Linked DNA regions of Homo sapiens: region 1 is linked to region 2. Evidence: chromatin contacts called from ENCODE Hi-C or POLR2A ChIA-PET data. All regions are on one chromosome and are shown on one strand. Each heading gives the region's core, a stretch centred on a gene start or an enhancer-like site at or near the end of the contact. The rest is flanking DNA. Distances are from core to core; before and after follow the strand shown. Region 1 has its middle 16 kb from the start of RALA. Region 2 holds the start of STARD3NL (STARD3 N-terminal like).

Evidence for each region. Hi-C counts contacts between places; a loop is a spot of excess contacts on that map. ChIA-PET counts read pairs that join two places held with the same protein, here RNA polymerase II (POLR2A).
Region 1: a loop to region 2 is called in a map of naive thymus-derived CD4-positive, alpha-beta T cell, with 4 times the contacts of the local background. The contact joins the enhancer-like site here to the promoter of STARD3NL in region 2. A Hi-C loop is called at or near these places in 1 of 168 maps with a recorded cell type or tissue (naive thymus-derived CD4-positive, alpha-beta T cell). POLR2A ChIA-PET finds 5 or more read pairs at or near these places in 1 of 52 experiments (AG04450).

What each region holds. Positions count from the first base shown.
Region 1 is chr7:39,604,648-39,610,677 of GRCh38, forward strand. It overlaps a transcript of YAE1 not described here and the pseudogene LOC646999. Among named protein-coding and RNA genes, the nearest start is that of RALA, 16 kb to the right of the region's middle. RefSeq lists a silencer at 5,084-5,233. Within about 2 kb of position 4,689, at least 10 of the 41 ENCODE cell types and tissues checked have a DNase peak (open chromatin) inside an H3K27ac peak, as active enhancers do.
Region 2 is chr7:38,174,736-38,180,825 of GRCh38, forward strand. STARD3NL (STARD3 N-terminal like) reads left to right here and starts at 3,510. Exons shown (of 9, transcript NM_032016.4): 1 at 3,510-3,685. RefSeq lists enhancers at 210-1,409, 3,157-3,236 and a silencer at 3,487-3,766.

The DNA.
Region 1 (6,030 bases), core at 3,439-5,938, 1.4 Mb after region 2:
GTTATATAGTCATAAATAATGGTTTCAGTGGTTTTTTCAACAGAAAACTTCTTTCTTTATATGAAAATAAGAGAAACAGAGCCTCAAAGTTGATTTTTCCCTAGTATAAAGGAGTTAGAACACATTTAAGATGTGTTCAGTTTAAGGTATCACATTTTATGAAAACTGACAAAACTAGAATGTGTCACAGAAATCATATACTATGAGGATTAGAAAAATAAGCTGGAAATGTTTAACTTGGGAAAAAAGTGTTTGAAAGAATATAACAGAATCTTCATTTGTTTGAAGAGTTGGTGTGTGAAATAGAATATAGACTTACTCTGAGTAGTTCCAAAGGTTAGAAGAAGAACAAATGTCTGGAAATTACAGTGAGATATTCTTCAGTTCAAAATAGCATAGACCTATCTAAAATAATTAAAGCTGCCCCTGAGCTTTCTCATAAAATATTGATTTCCCCATTGGAAATTTCCAAGAAGACCGTATATGACCATCTAGCAGCAATGTTGTTGAGAGATTCTTGCTTTGGGTGGGAAACCAGACCAGGTCAAAGTGACTTTGTAACCATGGTCTGCAACCTACTATGAGGTAGGTTGTGGTTAACCTATGAGCTGTGATGGTTAATTTTATGTGTCATCTTGGCTGAGCCATAAAGTGCCCAAATAGTTGGTTAATTATTATTCTGGGTGTGTCTGTGAGGTTGGTGCTGGATGACATTAACATTTGAATCAGAAGATTGAATAAAGCAAGTTGTCCTATCTACTATGGGTAGCCCTTGTCCAAACAGTTGAAGGCCTGAATAGAACAGAAGACTGATCCTCCCTCAAGTAAGAGGGAACTCCTGTCTGACTGCTTTGAACTGGGACATTAATCTTTCCCTCTTCCAGTCTTGAATTGAAACACTGGCTGTTTTGGGGTCTTGAGCCAGCTGTTTTTCAGACTGGAACTTACACCATCAGCTCTCCTGGTTCTCAGGCTCTCAGGCTCAGACAAACTATACATTGGCTCTCCTGGGTCTCCAGCTCATTGCCTGCAGATCTCGGGACTTCTCAGCCTCAATTATTGCGTGAGCCAATCTTTTTTTCTCTCTCTCTCTGTTGGTTCTGTTTCTCTGCAGAACCCTATGACATGGGCTGAGAACTTCTCCCAAAGCAAGTTCTTTCTTCAGTTCTTATAGGTAAATCGAGTATGTTCTCTAGATTATCGTTTTTACTTCCTGCTGGGCTTTGAGAATGACTAGAATTATGGTTCTACTTCAATTTTTATTGTTTCATTCATCATCAGAGTTCTTTTTTTTGTTTTGTTTTGTTTTGTTTAGAAACACAGAGTTCTTTTTACTAGAAAATTGAAACAGGTAAGCTACAAGGTCTTTTGCCCTACCCCCAAGAATCATGGTAAACAATTTTTTTTTTTTAGAAATTCTCTCCAGAAAACCACTTCAAAAGTCTCCTACAACTTTGAAATCTCATTATTACATTTACTTATTGCTTCCAATTGTTTTTCTTCCTTTGTGACTTCTAGCTGTATTTTTTGTGCTCAAAAAAAATAAAAAAGCTTAAGCACAAAGAGTCAGAAGTAGAATAGAAGGAACAGAGTTACAGATTGTATTTTTAAACAACAATAAAAGGGTTATTTTTAATAACCATTTCAAAAATACAGAGACATTTTGGATTTTGACTTCAAGTTTCATTTAATAAAATTTAGCAAATAGAAGAATGCTAGTGTATTAAACACCTACGTGTAGTTAAATTTTTAGTTTAACATTGAGAAACCTCATGTACATTCAAAAGGAACAGATAATTCCAATCTCATTCTCTTTGACAGTGATTAGTTTGTGGCTCATAGCAAGAACAAAGGAGAAAATGAAACTATTATTCTGTGCTGTATAAATCTACTCCACCCTGATGACTTCTGCTGAGCATGGAGGTGGAACCGGGTGAATGGTGGTACACAGATAACATTCCAGTTGCTATATTTGTGCACACACAAAAGGGTGTGCCCACAATTCTCTATCTAGGTTTAAGGGCAAATTAGAAGATTCCAGACTTAATACCAAAAAAGCACTAAAAAAAAATCAAAATCCAAGATAGCATTATGCAGTACTTATGAGATGCCATACAGAATGAACTATTGAATAAGTTAAAATCCAAATTTCATCAAATTGTATAACTGCAGAATATAATCATTTTGTAAACTGTATTGAGCTTTAAAAATATATACTTTCTCGTTTCAGGGTGATTTGCATAGAGTTGCCTACTGTCATTATTTTGAGTCTTTCAAGAGAAAAATAAAATTTTTATTCCTTTCTAAAATGTTGGTCTTTATACCAGTGCAAATTGACTCTAGTGGTTTGCTTGCTATCAACAATTATGTGACATATCCAAGTTCTTCTCAGCCTCATACTCTATGAAAATGTCAAGTATTCGCTACATAATGGGCTATACTGTCTTCAGTGCTTTTCTGTTGTCTTCTTCATCTCCAAATCATGAGGTTTACTTAATGTCATAAGTTTTCCCTTCTTTGGGATTGTCAGGATCCTCTCCTTTGTTCACTGTGGTCGATAGAATAATGTCTGTTGACCTCCCCAGTGTTGTCTATGTCCTACTCCCTGGAACCTGAAACTATGTTAGATTATATAGGAAAGGAATGAATGTTGGAAATGGAATTAAGGTTGATAATCAGCTGGCTTTAAAATAGGAAGTTATCCTGGATTATCCTATAATCACAAGAACCCTTAAAAGCGGAAGAGGGAATTGGAGAACCAGAGAAACTGCAGCATGGGAAGGGCTTGGCTTGGTATTGCTGGATTTGAAAGTGAAGGAAGGAGGCCATGAGTCAAGGAAATCAGGCAGCCTCTAGGCTACACCCTGCTCACACTGATCTGAGCCCAGTAAGATCCATGTTGGACTTTTGAATTCAATAAAGAACTCTAAGATAATACACTTTTTGTTGTTTTAAGCCATTAAGTTTGTGGTAATTGATCACGGCAGCAATAGAAAACTAATATATTTGGGTTTTGTTGTTACTGTTTGTTTGTTTTTTAAGATGTAGTCTCGCCCTGTTTCCCAGGCTGGAGTGCAATGGCACAATCTTGGCTCACTGCCACCTCTGCCTCCCGGGTTCAAGCAATTCTCCTGCCTCAGCCTCCTGAGTAGCTGGGACTACAGGCGTGTGCCACCATGCCTGGCTAATTTTTGTATTTTTAGTAGAGACGGGGTTTTACCATGTTCACCAGGCTGGTCCCAAACTCCTGACCTCATGTGATCCACCTGCCTTGGCCTCCCAAAGTGTTGGGATTACAGGAGTGAGCCAGGGCGCCTGGCCGTAATATATTTGTTTTGTTTTTGGCCTTTCCTCTGCACTGATTCCTTTTCTGTTGAAATCCTTAATAGCCTTCAGGCCAAATCCAAGGATCATAGAACATGTTCACCCTCCCTTGACTCCTTTATTTCTGTCAAAAAAATTAATTAAGGAAACTACTGAATAACCCTGAAATCAACAAAGGTGCCATTGTTATAAAGGTATAAAGGTATGCAACTTTTAAAAATTGACTTAGAAACAAGGACATAAGTGAAATGCCATTTGCCTATAGTTCTAAAGCCTTTCAATAATTTATTTAACGCCTATAAAATATTCAGCACAGCACCCTAGGGAAGTTAAAAATTGGGACAATACACATGGCAAAGTTCTTGGGAATACACAGAAGGCACCTGTGTTGATCAAGTGACTGCTGACAAGAGAAGACGTAGGGATTGAGAGAGACAGGCAGTGAAGAGCAGATGGAGTAGGAGATAGAGAAAGTTTAAGGGATGATTTCCGGGAAAGAAGAAAAAGAAAAGGGTAGAAAACAAAGAGAGGAAGAGAATGTGGCAAAGATAAGATCTCTCAGGAGATCTGCTCTCTTGACCATAATAAGCACCCAACAAGTATTTACAGAATGACTGATTTGAGGGACTCTGATTTCTTCCAAGAGGAAAGACAGGAAATAAGCTAATTCTATTCAACATACGTTTTAGACATGATTACAGTCTAAACAAAATTTTACATTTTCTAGGATTTCATTCTATATTACAGAAGTTTATTAATTATGTATGAATTCTCAGTAACTACTGATAAGGGATCCACCAATGCTTTCCTTCAGAAAGCATTCAGATATGGAGTGTAAACAAATACTTTTAATTACTCTTTCACTCATTACATAAAAGACTTTGGGCTTCTAACTGAAGAAGTTATATAATTAAAACAACCAATACTCATTCTGAGTATTACTTGATTGTCAGAAATACTGAGTCAGGGTTCATTTTATACCAAAGTCAAGCCTGACATGAGCTTAATGATTAAGTCAGATTTAAAAATCCTTCCCATCACTGCAGAACATAAAGACAATTTCAGTCCAACATGTCAGAAATCTCACTTTCAGAAAAGTTGTCACCTTTTCTTTGCACTCCAGCCCGCCAGCCCCTTTAATGTGCTATCCAAGAAAGCAGTGAGGAAGAATCACAGGATAACTGTGCTGTAGACAGGAAGAATAACCAGGCCAGTGATCAGGAGGACTGGAGGCCCCCAGGGGAAGAGCTGCAGGAAAAGGGAGACCCCACAGATAATATGATGAAATATTTGGAAAGCATTAGGAACATCTGGATAGAAAATTAGATAAGTGAAACAATAAGGCAGATACCAAAGCCAAACAAAAATCTTTAAAAGGAAATGCAGTCATACTTCTCTATTAAGCTGTGCAGTGAATCATATTTACATCACCATCATGTGGGAACACTGGTTATTATTTTATCAGAAAGTAATGATGTTATCAAATTGGGAGAATGGGGAAAGTTGGGGGGTTGTAACAGAGACAAATCTTCGTTATAAGTTTATCAGAAAATGATGATGTTATCGAATTGGGAGAATGGGGAAAGTTGTGGGGACAGTGATAACAGAGCCAAATCTCTGTCTATCCAATTGTCTATCAAAACAGGAACTCAACGGATTGGAGCCTACTGGGCTTGAGAGCCCCGCTGAGGAGTCCGGAGGTTGGGACGCAACTACTGCCGCGTCCCCTCCCGGTCCCCGGCCACATGGCGAGCGGGGCGACACCGAAGCAGCCCACGGAGCTCGAGGCGACGCTGCTGAGCCTGGTTCCCCAAAGCGGCCGCGCCACTCCCCGCTTCCCCGCCCGGCTCCGGGCCCCAGGCCCTGGGACGCCGAGCCACCGCCGGCGTTTCAGACGCAAACCCCACCGCGACCCTGCAGCAGCCTGCCCCGCCTGGCCGCCAGAGGCACCTTCCAACTCCGAAACACATTTTTCAACATATAATAGAATCATTATCAGAGGTGGACACATTTAGAAGTTGTTCTTAATCAGAGGGCAGCTTGTGCTTAGGAAAGCCAGCCTCAGTCCTCAGCACCCAGCACCCAGTGCTGCAGGTTTCTCCTGGGTGAAGATGGACCAGCCCACCTTGGCCCTCCGGCAAGCTAGAACAATATGTACACGTCTCTCAAACTATGAAGAGAAGATTTGGGAGGAGTATGAGAAAATCCTCAATACCAAACTAGCAGAGCAATACGAGTCGTTTGTGAAATTCACACATGAGCAGATTATGCGACCATGTGGGACAAGCCCAACAAACTATGTGTCTTGAAGCTTTTTGTTGCAGATCTCGGTACCAGGTTTGACCTCAAGGCATGGTTGCTATACATTTTTTGCAACTGTTTGATATCACATTTCAGCTCCAACTTTGCATCCTGAGAACATTCCAACGTTTCTGCAGGTCCATTTTATACGACTTGAAAGACCTTAAAACTTTCTGGTTGCCACAGGTATATCTTTCTTTTCTGTTCATCCAGTAAATAGTCATACCCTACTGTGACAGATTTTTCCAAACAAAAATACCTGGAGCAGCAGTGTAGCAAAATATGCCTTCAGTGGCACTCAACAAATGGAGTTTCCCCAAGCACAGTTCTGTAAGAAGTGTGTGTGAGAGTGTGTATGTGTCTGTACATGTACTTTAGATTATGGTTTGTATTGTGCAAATTTTT
Region 2 (6,090 bases), core at 2,260-4,759:
TTGATATAATGTCTTCACTTTCATTTCTCATTTTATTTAATTGAATCTTATCTTTCTCTTTTCAAATTTGGGGAGTTCTGAGACATTTTTCTCCGCTAATGTAGTTTTTCTTTTTCTCTCTTTTCCTTGTGTGACTTCTGTAATATATATTTCGGTATCCTTGTTGATATCCCATAGGTTCCTTAGGCTTTGCTCATTTTCCTGTTATTTCTTTCTGCTCCTAAGACTGGATAATTTCAGTTTTCCTATCTTAAAGTTTACTGATTCATCCTTCAACATGCGAAAATGTTTCTTGAAATTCTCAAGTGAAGTTTTCACTTCACTTATTTGTACTTGCAAGCCCAAGATTTTCTATTTGGTTCCTTTTGATAATTTCTATCTTTTTATTGATATTTTCCTTTTGTTTATACATCATTACCCTAGTTTCCTTCAGGTTTTATGTTCTTGGTTTTGTGTCTAGAATTGGTGAGTTTCTTGGTCTCGCTGACTTCATGAATAAAGCTGCGGACCCTCACGGTGAGTGTTACAGTTCTTAAAGATGGTGTGTCCAGAGTTTGTTCCTTCTGGAGGGTTCATGGTCTTGCTGACTTCAGGAGTGAAGCCACAGATCTTCACAGTAAGTGTTACAGCTCTTTAAGGTGGCATATCCAGAGTTGTTTGTTTCTCCCGGTGGGTTCGTGGTCTCGCTGACTTCAGGAGTGAAGCTGCAGACCTTCGCAGTGAGTGTTACAACTCTTAAAGCAGCGCATCTGGAGTTGTTCATTCCTCCTGTTGGGTTCGTGGTCTCCCCGGCTTCAGGAGTGAAGCTGCAGACATTTGCGGTGAGTATTACAACTCATAAAGGTAATGCGGACCCAAAGAGTGAGCAGCAGCAAGATCTATTGCAAAGAGCGAAAGAACAAAGCTTCCACAGTGTGGAAGTCGAGGTGGGTTGCTGCTACTGGCTCGGGTGGCCTGCTTCTATTCCCTTATTTGGCCACACTCACATCCTGCTGATTGGTCCATTTTACAGAGCGCTGATTGGTCCATTTACAGAGTGCTGATTGGTCCGTTTTTACAGAGTGCTGACTGGTGCGTTTACAAACCTTTAGCCAGACACAGAGTGCTGATTGGTGCATCTACAATCCTTTAGCTTGACAGAAAAGTTCTCCAAGTCCCCACCCGATTAGCCAGACACAGAGTGCTAATTGGTGCATTTACAAACCTTTAGCTAGACACAGAGTGCTGATTGGTGTGTTTACAATCCTTTAGCTAGACAGAAAAGTTCTCCAAGTCCCCACCCAACCTAGAAGCCCAGCCGGCTTCATCTCTCAGTTTCCTTTAGTTCTTTGAGCATATGTAAGACAGTTGACTTAAATCATTATCTAATAAGTCCACTATCTGGGCTTCCTTAGGAATGGTTTCCATCAATTTCTTTGAGACTTCAGAGGCTACACATGAGTGAATGCAATTAAATCCACAATGTGATGCCTCTACATATTCACCAGAATGTATAACATTTAAAAAGGAAAAGAAAAAGGAAGAACACAAAACACAAATGAGTATAGTAAGTGTTGGCAAAGATGCAGAGTAACTGAAATTTTCATTCACGACTAGGGCATGTATAAATTAGTAAAACCTAAAAACTATTTGGCAGTGTCTATTAATGTTGAATATATTGAATATATACCCTGTGCATAGTAACACTACTTCCAGGGATCTTCCAAAATCAAATGTGTAACTATGTGCATCATAAGACAGGTACAAGAATATTCATAGCAGCGTCATTTGTAATTACCCCAAACTTTAAATAATCTAATGTCAAACAACAGTAGAATAGGCAAGTAAATTTTAGAATTATATACAAAAATGAAAATGAAACTATTATATTCTTGAATATGGATCAATCTTACAAATATAGTATTAAGCAAAAAGAGCCACATAAGAGTGCGTATTATGTATGACTATTTATAAACATTCAGAAGCAGGCAAAACTAATTGGGTGGTAGGATTCAGAATTGTGCCTATCTGTGTGTAGGGGTATAATGACTAAGACTGAGCATGAGGAAAGCTTCTAAATTGCTGGTAAACATTTAAAATTTTGCTGTGAGGCGGTGGTTACACAAGTTTGTTCACACTGTCACTAAGACAAGCACTTATGATTATTACACTTATTTTGTATATGTGTTATGCTTTAAAAGGTTTTCACATCTATCAGTTTATAAAATTTTTTTAAATTGTATTTTATCAGTATTGGCGAGGATACAGGGAAAAATTGCTCAAATACTAGCAGTGGGAATGTAAGTTAAAACAACTACTCAGGGGAGCAAATCAGTGAAATCTATTAAGGATTTACATCGTGCAAACTCTGTGATCCAGTACATTCTCTTGTTGGTATCTGCACTCTAGAGAAATACTTGGACCTAAGTACAAAAAGGCATCTACATATATATTTATGGTACCATTGCTTCTCATAATAATATTAATAAACAAACGTGAGGGTGGGGGAATGGTACATTAATTATGTATGTATATATATACACATATTGGTTCTGAGGACATGCAGCATTTTCAGAGAATGAGGTAGATTTATATACAGATATGGAAAGATTTCAATGCTAAGTGTAAAAAAGTAACATCTACACTTGCAAATGCACAGGAACTAGGAGTCATCATCTACAGACTGGGTTTGTAATTAGGGCCTAAAAGGGATATAAGCATAATTGTAACGTTTAAGCTTTTTTTTTTTTTCGCATGGACAAAATCTTACTTGTGTAATTTAAAATTAATAACGGTACTTAGAATGACTTTGGAAAAATATACAAATAATGAAATGGGGATCCAAAGAATGTTCACTGTATACCTCTGTACTTCTAAAAATGTGAATAAGTGTAGCATCCGTTGGGAGAAAAGTTTAATTAAATTTTAAATAAAACAATAAAAGGTGCCTAACTTCGTGTGAAAACAGACATATAGATATAATTAAATGTGACTACCGCTTAGAGATGTTAGTTATGAACTAGGAGCGCTGAGAAAAGGTATCCTAAATAGGTCTGGGGGAAGTGAGAGTTAGAAGAGGTGACTCTTGAGCTGAGTACCGACATAGAAATGGTATGCCCTGTTTTTATTCCTGGAGGGCTCAGCATGAGGTGCCCAAGAGGCCCTGAAACCCATTTCCATGACATTTTCCCACGAGCTGGAGCATAAACCCCCACCGAATAACTGAAGGGAAGCGGAAGGCGCAGAAACGCGGACGAAGAGGAAGCGGGCGCTTGTTAAACCGTGCGATGCACAATGCGGGAAAGTCCAACCAGCTCCGTGTTTCAAAGCTGGATGCCCAGATTTCCCACCCATTCCTACAGGCAGACCGGCTCGCCCTCTCCCTCCTTCCCGCGTCGTTTACTGGTCAGTAGAAGATTGACATGTCATCTGGCCAATAGGTTGGCTCCTCTATGGAGGCACTCAGGAACCAGTCGGGTCTTTGGTCCCTCGAGCGAGATGCGAGCTGTGTGCGTCGACGTCAGCGTGCTGACGTCACGGGCCGGAGGTCCCGGGGCTGCTGGGTGCGGGCGGTGGGCTGCGCGTTGTCCGCTGGACTGGGTCCCGGTCACGCCCCGCCAAGCCCCGCCCCTCAGGCCGGGGCGCGACCGCGGATCCGCAGTTCCCGGGCCAGCCTGGGGCGGCCGGCCAGGAACCACCCGTTAAGGTAGGCTGGGTTTCTCGTTCCCCTATTTGACAGGTTGGAAAACTGAGTCTCCTGGGTCAGATGACTTACATGGGGGCGTACAGGGGACCCGCGGACGGAGGCCATATCCTGGTCCTGTTCTGTTTCCTGAGTCCTGCGCGAGCCTCCAGGGGAGGAGGAGGGGCGAGGCAGGCTGTGCTCATAATGGACACAAGAGTGAAGTTGCAGAATGCTGAGCCCCGCTGCTCCCACGGCGTGGGCCGGGATTCAGGGATGGATATAGGTAGCGGGAGTGTCCTCATTCCTCCAGCCTGCGGACCCTGAGGAGTCCCCGGTGGGGTCGGCCCCGGGCTGGCGCCATGGGCCCCCAAGAAGGACCAAGAATTGGTGACTGGGTGTAATGCGTGGGTTGTCCAGACACAGGCGGTTGTGAGTCTCTTCTATTCATTGAGAAAAGTCGTGTTCAAAAAAAAAAAAAAGAAAGAAAGCACGAATCATGAATGTTCTCCCTGTGGTTTCAGTTAACTGCTTCACCTACTCGTAGATATCTCGCCATTGTTTGAAATCTTAGTTGCTTGAATACTTTTGATTTAGGGTTAGGGATTTTTCCCCCTCTCTTTTAGTTCAAACATGGGTGGACATTGTGGAACTTTTCTTTGTTCACTGTGTCATTTGTCTTCTATTTCACAGATGGAATCACTGAATTCATCACTTGACACAGTACTAGTTTGGATAAGTTTAGCAAGGTAACCAAGTAACGGGTCTAATTAAATCTTTACTGGAATTAGTCCAGTTTGCCACATTTCCTTGTTAGGAAGAATTCTGAAAGGTAATTCCCGTCTGTATACCATATCTACCCATACGCCTCTTTCTAGAAGCAGGATCTCACAAAACGACTTATGGTATCCTTGTTTTATTGATGGATTCTGATAAGGTGGTGGATTATTCATGTTCATAAAATGAAAACATACAATATGTTGTCGTGTAGAAGTCACTGTCTTTAAAATCTAACTGTCTCAAACATTGGTCTTTTAAAACTGCATTATTGCATTGCCTAAAACTGCATGAAAGAAATGAAATGAAACAGCCTCTGAGGGATATTACCTTACTTATGTTCACAGAAGGATGGTGATTAACATCATTTGGATTTATTCAATGGACAGTTTGCCTGAGTGATTGTCTATGCCACTCATTGTTTTAGGTTTTAGAGATTGAGTAGTGAGCAATTTAGATAAGGCCCATACCCTCAAAGACTTTAACTTTTGTTGGAGAATATAATAAACATGTAAATCAAAGAGACAAGTTTAGATAGGAATAAATGTCAGAAAAGATACTACTGGGTAGAGAGTTTGAGAGTGACTGGGTTGTATGGAGAAATGGGATGGTCAGGGAAGACCTCCCTAAGGAGGTAACACGAGGTGACATTTTGGGTGATAGCTGAATGTTTAGCTGAGTCAGCCATGAGAAAATGGGCTGGAAGTTTCTAGGCAGATATAAACAGTGTAAAGGAGCTAAAGGAAGAATGAACTTGGCATGTTCCAGGGACAGAGGGAAGCCCGTGTGGCTGGAGCTGAGTGAACCTAGGGGAGGGTGAGGTGAGGAGACAGTGGTCAGAGGTGACACTGGAGAGGTGTACAGGGATTGGATCATCTTGTATCCCATGTGAGCCTTACAGGCAGGCAAGGGAAAGATAATTTGTGTACTGCAGAGTCTTGTTTTCTTTTAGTGATACTCATAAACTCTAGCCAACTTTCTGCTTTGTTTTGGTTATGAAATCATTGCAGTAATTTATTGTGTATATATTTTTTCTCCAGAGGCCCTCTTAATGAAAAGATCTTGTTTCCTTCAGCACCTTATCCGATGTAGTTTGTTTCCTTTCCATTGTTATATGCAGAACTCAAAGTCTTTGCTTTTTCTTAAGCTCCCTGCTTTTAATCCTTTCTACTTCCAACCGTGAATACTCTTTCTTATTACCTGTACCTGCCTTCCACTTGGAAAGCAGTGGCAGTTGGTCCCTGCTCTTCTCCAAGCCAAATTCTAGGAAGCTGCATTGGCAAGTGGATTATTGTTCTTCATTAGAGCTTGTATTACTGACCAGGAACATAACGCTTGCCTTTTTTTAGTACCTACGATATGCCAGGTATGTTACATACATTCTATTCCTTCCAACTTGTGGCAAAGGAAAATATTAAGCCTTTTTGATAGTGAGGGAAACTTACACTTCAGCTACTGAGCTAGTACTGATGGAGCTTGTATTTGAACTCCCATTAGGTTTACTTCAAAGCCTAATTCATTCTACCCCACCTCCTGTTAACCTCCAACCTTGCTACCCTGAGCAGCAAGTCTCTATTACTTAAAATTATGTTTTATGATGTGGCATTTTAGAGATCACATGATTCACCCCTCTTAGTTTAGAGCTAGGGCTG